Linked DNA regions of Homo sapiens: region 2 is linked to region 1. A link is a contact called in ENCODE Hi-C or POLR2A ChIA-PET data. All regions are on one chromosome and are shown on one strand. The core of a region is the stretch at or near the end of the contact, and the rest is flanking DNA. Distances in the headings are between cores, read along the strand shown. Region 1 holds the start of GCN1 (GCN1 activator of EIF2AK4). Region 2 holds the start of PRKAB1-AS1 (PRKAB1, TMEM233 and CCDC60 antisense RNA 1).

What was found. A loop is a pair of places that touch in the nucleus more often than their neighbours do. ChIA-PET counts read pairs that join two places held with the same protein, here RNA polymerase II (POLR2A). Pooled maps may share reads with other maps.
Region 2: a pooled map shows a loop between it and region 1 (8-fold over the local background). The contact joins the promoter of PRKAB1-AS1 here to the promoter of GCN1 in region 1. A Hi-C loop is called at or near these places in 4 of 37 single-sample maps with no recorded cell type and 14 of 50 pooled maps. POLR2A ChIA-PET finds 5 or more read pairs at or near these places in 6 of 52 experiments (A549, CD4-positive, alpha-beta T cell, activated T-cell and 3 more).

The regions. Positions count from the first base shown.
Region 1 is chr12:120,192,986-120,196,480 of GRCh38, forward strand. It overlaps GCN1 (GCN1 activator of EIF2AK4), which reads right to left and starts at 1,730. Exons shown (of 58, transcript NM_006836.2): 1 at 1,695-1,730. The coding sequence starts at 1,712. RefSeq lists a silencer at 1,438-2,027.
Region 2 is chr12:119,666,610-119,670,104 of GRCh38, forward strand. PRKAB1-AS1 (PRKAB1, TMEM233 and CCDC60 antisense RNA 1) reads right to left here and starts at 1,518. Exons shown (of 3, transcript NR_188494.1): 1 at 1,334-1,518. PRKAB1 (protein kinase AMP-activated non-catalytic subunit beta 1) reads left to right here and starts at 1,524. Exons shown (of 7, transcript NM_006253.5): 1 at 1,524-1,794. The coding sequence starts at 1,636. RefSeq lists a silencer at 1,001-1,270 and enhancers at 1,371-1,780, 2,219-2,854.

The DNA of each region.
Region 1 (3,495 bases), core at 480-2,979:
AGATCGTGCCATTGCACTCCAGCCTGGGCAACAAGAGAGAAACTCCGTCTCAAAAAATAAAATAAAATAATAAAAAATAATTTCAGGCCAGGTGCGGTGGCTCACGCCTGTAATCCCAGCACTTTGGGAGGCCAAGGCAGAAGGATCACCTGAGGTCAGGAATTCGAGACCAGCCTGGCCAACATGGAGAAACCCCATCTCTACTAAAAATACAAAAATTATAAAATACAGAAATATTCTCCTGCACCACCCAATACGGTAGCCACTGGCTACATGTGGCTAACTGTGCACTGAAATGTGGCTGGTACAAGTGAAGAACTAAATTTTTTTTTTTTTTGAGACAGAGTCCCACTCTTGTTGCTCAGGCTGGAGCGCAGTGGTGCGATCTCAGCTCACTGCAACCTCTGCCTCCCAGGTTCAAGCGATTCTCATGCCTCAGCCTCCTGAGTAGCTGGAATTACAGACATGCCACCATACCCGGTTAATTTTTTGCATTTTTAGTAGAGACGGGGTTTTGCCACGTTGGTCAGACTAGTCTCAAACTCCTGACCTCAACTGATCCACCCGCCTTGGCCTCCCAAAGTGCTGGGATTACAGGGTGAGCCACCACGCCCAGCCAAACAATGAATTTTTTTATTTAATTTAATTTTAACAAACTTAAGCCATGTGGCTGCCATACTGGACATTGCAGCTCTAGAGATTTTTCCCTCAAGTGAGTATCAATGTTAAACATTCAGCATGTATTCCCCTAACCCTCTCATACTAAGCTTTTCTTTCTAGTATTCAGTACAACATAACTTGAACATCAGCCACCTGCATAGGAGTCTCAGTAAATGTCTTTTTGAATGCTTAAGTGGTCATTTTCTGGGCCTACACATAAAAATCAATCCCATCACCCTGGAGACACCAAATCAGCCCAGCTGTCCTTAGACACCTGTTCTTCCCCTGCCTCATGACAATGTCTTTTCACCTTAAAACATAACAACTGGGTGGAGGAAAAGGTTTTCCCAGGTCCTTCCTGAACTACAAGGTACCCATAGGTAACACTCTTCCTGGACAGGACAGTTCTTTTCACTAACCCTGGATCTGATAACAACCAACATATATCAAGCCGTATTTTATCTCACTGAACCTTCACAACAACCTTTTAAGATAAGTATTGTTTTAACTTCATTTTATAGATGAAAAGGCAGACTTGGCGGGGTTAAGTCACTTGTTTGGCATGTCACAGAAATCGACGAGCAGGAACTCAAGCCCAGATCTGTATGAATCCAAAGACTACACTCAAAGTCCCTGCTCATAGTAGGTGCTCAAAGAATATTTGCTGAATACAAAGTTTAAGGAAGACTTGGCGTTGGCCCGGGGCTCACAGCCGGAGGGCTTTGGAGAAAAGAAGTAGAGGCTCGGTAAAGTGAACTTCTGCAACTCTGGGGTCGGGCAAAGGCCCCGCCGAGCTCCAGCTGCTGAAGTCGAGGCGGGAGCCCCGGACTCCTCGAGCCCGCGGTCTGCCTGCGCCGCCCGGGCCGGGCCAAGCCCGCAGCCCTGAGAGTCCAGCCTGAGACGGCCCCGAGACTACGACCTCCACAGCCACCACCTCCAACGCCCCTAAGCCGAGGAGCGAGAGGGGCCCCGCCCGACGGCCACCGTCCGCACCCAGTCCCTGGCCGCGTTGGCCCCGCAGCCGCCCGCCTCACCTGCGTGTCCGCCGCCATCCTGCCGGGGCTGACTCCGGAACCGCTTCCGGAACGCTTCCGGGTCACAGCGTGGCCCACGCGGCAGGGCGAGGCCGGGAGCCAGCGGGGGCAGGGCCCCGGGCTTGGTGCCCCCGGGCAGGACGGCGGCCGCTGCAGCCCGGGCAGCCGGATCACGGGCTTAAAGTTGGCCCGCGCCCGAGCCACAAGGCCTCCTCCCCAGGGCCCGCTCTTCAGCCCCGGGCGCCTCGTGGGAGACTAGCGCTTGTAACGTGGTGAGCCCGCGGTGTAACGCTATGGGCCCGCCTTGCAGCCCCTGACCCACTTCCAGCCCGCAGGGCCAGCCCTACGTGGGCCTTTCCTGAGTGATGACTAAGTTCTTTAGAAAAACAAGTGTTGCTTCCTAGATAGCAGGAACTAAAAACTAGGTAAAAGAGTCGGTGAACTAGTCTTTTGTCCTCAGTTTGTAGTTCAGTTGGCGGATGACTTGTACAGGGTTAGCAAACGTGGCTGGATACGGAGGTCAGGGAAGGTTCAGAACTGAACGAGGCCCCTGCCCTGGGGAAATGCTGGACGCCCCAGGCTGGGAGTTTTGAAGGCCACAGGGCAAGAGGCTACGTGCAGACGTGGCTGCAATTTAGGGAACAGGGTCTCCACAGCTTAGTTGTCAGCCCTGTTAGCAGTGGCTTTCAAACCTTTGACACAGACCTAGTTAGAATGAATATATCATGTTCCAGCAGACAGATCTCTAAGTGAAATACAGGAATCACAACAAAAACACCTATTCTCAGCAGATGCTGCTTTCTCTTTAAATACTGGGGCCAGGCATGGTGGCTCACGCCTGTAATCCCAGCACTTTGGGAGGCTGAGGTGGGTAGATCAACCTGATGTTAGGATTTCCAGACCAGCCTGGTCAACATGACAAAACCTTGTCTCTACTAAAAATACCAAAAAAAAAAAAAAAAAAAAAAAAGGCCGGGTGCGGTGGCTCACCCTTGTATAATTCCAGCGCTTCGGGAGGACAGGGCGGGCAGATCACAAGGTCAGGAGTTCCAGACCAGCCTGGCCAACATAGTGAAACCCCGTCTCTACTAAAAGTACAAAAATTAGCCGAGTGGTGGCACATGCCTGTAGTCCCAGCTACTGGGGAGGCTGAGGTGGGAGAACCGCTTGAACCCGAGAGGCAGAGGTTGCAGTGAGCTGAGACCATACCATTGCACTCCAGTCTGGGTGACAGGACGAGACTGTCTCAACAACAAAAAAATTAGCCCGGTGTGGTGGCAGCCTCCGGTAATTGCAGCTACTTGGGAGGCTGAGGCAGGAGAATCACTTGAACCCAGGAGGCGGAGGTTGCAGTGAGCCAAGTCCAAGCCACTGCACCCCAGTCTCAAATATATTTGAGACTATCTCGAAAATATAAATTGGTTACCACCGAGTTGGAGCACCACCCAGTTTGAAAAACTTTACTCTAGGGGACTGGCCCCAGCATCCACCAGGTGCCTATCTCAGCTGACACTAAACCTACTCCAAGTATGCAGCAGCCATAGAAACAGTAATTCTAGTGTAATAGTTACAACTGTGTCTAGAAAACTGTATAGGATGTTTGATTGGTAGCTTCATTTAGATACCCAAACATCAACACCTAAATACAAAGCTCTGGTTTTACCATGGCTTTCGTTTCTAGCATATGGCACTATAAACCTCAAAATTAAGGGCCAGGCACATGGTGGCTCAAGCCTGTAATCCTAGCACTTTGGGAGGCTGAGGCAGGATTCCTTGAGGCCAGGAATTTGAGACCAGCTTG
Region 2 (3,495 bases), core at 268-2,767, 530 kb before region 1:
CCGGACCTTGCAATATCATAGACACTTCCCCATAGTGACCTAAAAATGGTTTCTCCCTTTTTAAAAGTTGCTTGGTATTCTACAAAATGAATGTATTCCATTCATTTTGCCATTCTCCTACTGAACAACTTTTAGGATTTTGTAGTTTTTCATTTCCTTATTTCACCAAGTGTAAGATTCCATTATTGTAAAAAGCATCCAGTTTCAGAAATTAAAATATATGGGGGCATGGGGGGTGACAAGTGCATCTTAGAATATATTTTTGCATGTAAATATTTTGTAGATAATGCTTGTAAATAATTTTCATGTGTGTATTTCTGCACAAGTTTCCTAGGAGTAAAATTGTGTGTCAAAATGAAGGTGCATTTTTAAATTTTGATGCATACTGCTGAATTCCCCCCAGGAAACCTTATCTTAGTCATCTTGTGTTCCTCATTTCCTTAGCACAATGTCTGGTACTTTTTTAGGTACTAAATAAATGTTCAGTGGGTGAAATGCATGACCTGACCCGGCAAATGCAAAGTATTTTGAGATATTCACACACCAAAAAACCCACAAAATATGACAATGACTGACAATGAGAAGATGAGAATATTTTACTACCGTATTTGTATGCACTTCTTGTTGAAGCACTGACCAGAGTAAATGACAAACGCTAATGCATCTTATGCAGAAGGATGTTTCCGAAGTGATTACAAGATATCTTGCAAAATTACCTATCAAAAGATTGCACACTCAATAAAAATACACGAATAACTCCAGCATTTTACAACCCCCAACCTACTAGACATAAGAAATTTCCAGAGATCTTATGGTCTGCCATTTTTTCAAATACCTGCAAGACTGCCTGCACCCCCGACCCTAATCTGTAGAAATCATGATTCTGCAGGTCTGCAGTGGGGGATGCATTTAACAAGCGCTCCAGGTTAACCTAATGCACTGTAAAGCGTGAGAACACGTGCATTAAAAGGGCTTTAAGAAGTGGAGTTTCTGAATCAGATTTGCATTTTAGAAAGATCCCTCTGGCTGCAGAGTGTAGAATCAACTATAAGTGAGCAAAGATAGCTAAATGGCATTATTCAGCCCAGCGCATGAACGGCTCAGATTGCCCGCGCGCTGGGGTGCCCCCTGCCGGCCCTCGGCAGCGCCTCGTCCTGGGCCTGGCCCTGGGCGGCCGGCTGCTGACTGCGACTGCGCGCTCCGAGGCCTGCAGAGACGGCCCGGGGCACCTGTTACCGCACCGCTCAAGACCGGAAGCGGAAATGGAATCGAGATAGCCTCGCGCGTTTAGCTGGCCGCCGCCACCTCCACGCCCTAGGCCGGGCCGACTTACGGAGTCGCCGGAAGCGGAAGTCGCTGAGGGGTGGTGAAGCGGTTGGGAAAGTGTCGGTTTATCTTCGCGCCCCTTGCGTTCTTGCCGCGGCTTGCCTGGGCAGGTAAAGCGCGATTGCGAGAGCTCGGCAACCCTGCCGACTCAGCCGGAACCGGCTCCCGGCCCGAGGGGCGTGGTGTCCTGGTGCTCCGACTCCTTCCGCAGGCTCCTTGGGACCCGCGGTTCCGGGAGTCCCTTGCTCAGGGTCCCTTTCCTGCAGTGAGGCGCCGTCCGCCTTCCCTGTGTCCCCGCAGACCCCCATCATGGGCAATACCAGCAGTGAGCGCGCCGCGCTGGAGCGGCATGGTGGCCATAAGACGCCCCGGAGGGACAGCTCGGGGGGCACCAAGGACGGGGACAGGCCCAAGATCCTGATGGACAGCCCCGAAGACGCCGACCTCTTCCACTCCGAGGAAATCAAGGTGCGAGCGGTGTGGAGGAACCCGATTCCCCTTGACTAATGTTGAGGAGAGGAACCCTCCACTAGATTCCCGTCACATCCTTTCGAAAAACACCAGAACGGAGAGGGAGGTGGTACATTACCCGGTGCACTTAAAAGCCAGATGGTCCTGTAAGAGTTCTCTTAGCGGTCCAAGAACCTGTGTCTAATTACCAATATGAGAAAGTCACCCTGAGGGAGGAGGTGCTCACTTGGTTTAACATCATTAAGGAGAAAGCAGCTCTGGGACAGAGTTTCAAATTCTTAATTAATTCAGAGTCGAGCTAACAGTAATTGAGCCCCAGCTTCTGCTTTTCTCTTAGGTGTAATTAATTGCACTGCTTTGAGACAAATTCCCTCACCTTTACACAAACTGGAGCTTTTGTAAAAGTTAGTTTGGGAATTTATCCATTTTGGAGGCAAACCAGGTACATATACAAGCTGAAAGTAGAGCGGAACAGCTGACGGCAGTTGCCAGAGGTGTTTAGTTCTGCCCAACACTTTTGATTCACCCTACTTATTTTTTAAAAGACGGTGGTCTCACTAATTAGCCGGGCGTGGTGGCGGGCGCCTGTGGTCCCAGCTACTCGGGAGGCTGAGGCAGGAGAATGGCGTGAACCCGGGAGGCGCAGCTTGCAGTGAGCCGAGGTCGCGCCACTGCACTCCAGCCTGGGCGACAGAGCTAGACTTCGTCTCAAAAAAAAAATATAAATAAAAATAAAAAAGACGGTGGTCTCACAATGTTCTCCAGGCTGGTCTCGAACTCCCGGGTTCAAGCAATCTTTATGCCTTGGCCTCCCAAAGTGCTGGGATCGCAGGCGTGAGCTACGGTGCTGGCCGGTTCAGCCTACTTTTTTTTTTTTTTGAGACCGAGTCTCGCTCTGTCGCCCAGGCTGGAGTGCAGTGGCGCGATCTCGGCTCACTGCAAGCTCCGCCTCCTAGGTTCACGCCATTCTCCTGCCTCAGCCTCCCGAGTAGCTGGGACGACAGGCACCCGCCACCACGCCCGGCTAATTTTTTATATTTTTAGTAGAGACGGGGTTTCACCGTGTTAGCCAGGATGGTCTCCATCTCCTGACCTCAGGAGATCCGCCTGCCTCGGCCTCCCAAAGTGCTGGGATTACAGGCGTGAGCCACTGAACCCACCCTACTTATTTTTTTTTTTTCCTTCTTTGAGATGGAGTCTCACTCTGTTGCCCAGGCTGGAGGGCAGTAGCACAATCTCGGGGCACTGCAACCTTCGTCTCCCGGACTCAAACCATCCTGCCTCAGCCTCCCGAGTAGCTGGGACTACAGGCGTGTGCCACCATGCCTGGCTAATTTTGTGTATTTTTGGTAGAGGTGGGGTTTCGCCATGTTGCCCAGGTTGGTCTTGAACTCCTGACCTCAAGTGATCCGCCCGCCTGGGCCGCCCAAAGTGCTGCGATTACAGGCATGAGCCACCACTCCCGGCCTCACCCTGCTTTTTTTTAAAGCGTACATAGAAAAGTCTTTCAGCTTCTAGAGGTCAGTGGGCGGTGAGGGTCTGTCTGAAGGAGGCAGCCAGCAGCTACTGAACTTCTCTCTAGTGTTGTTTAAATATGACTTAATCGTGCTTAAGCAGGCCAGTGCAAACATTTTTCTTCCTGCTGCAGCCTGTTTAAATTCAAAAACTCAGGTGACTTAACTCCTGCTTCAACCACAC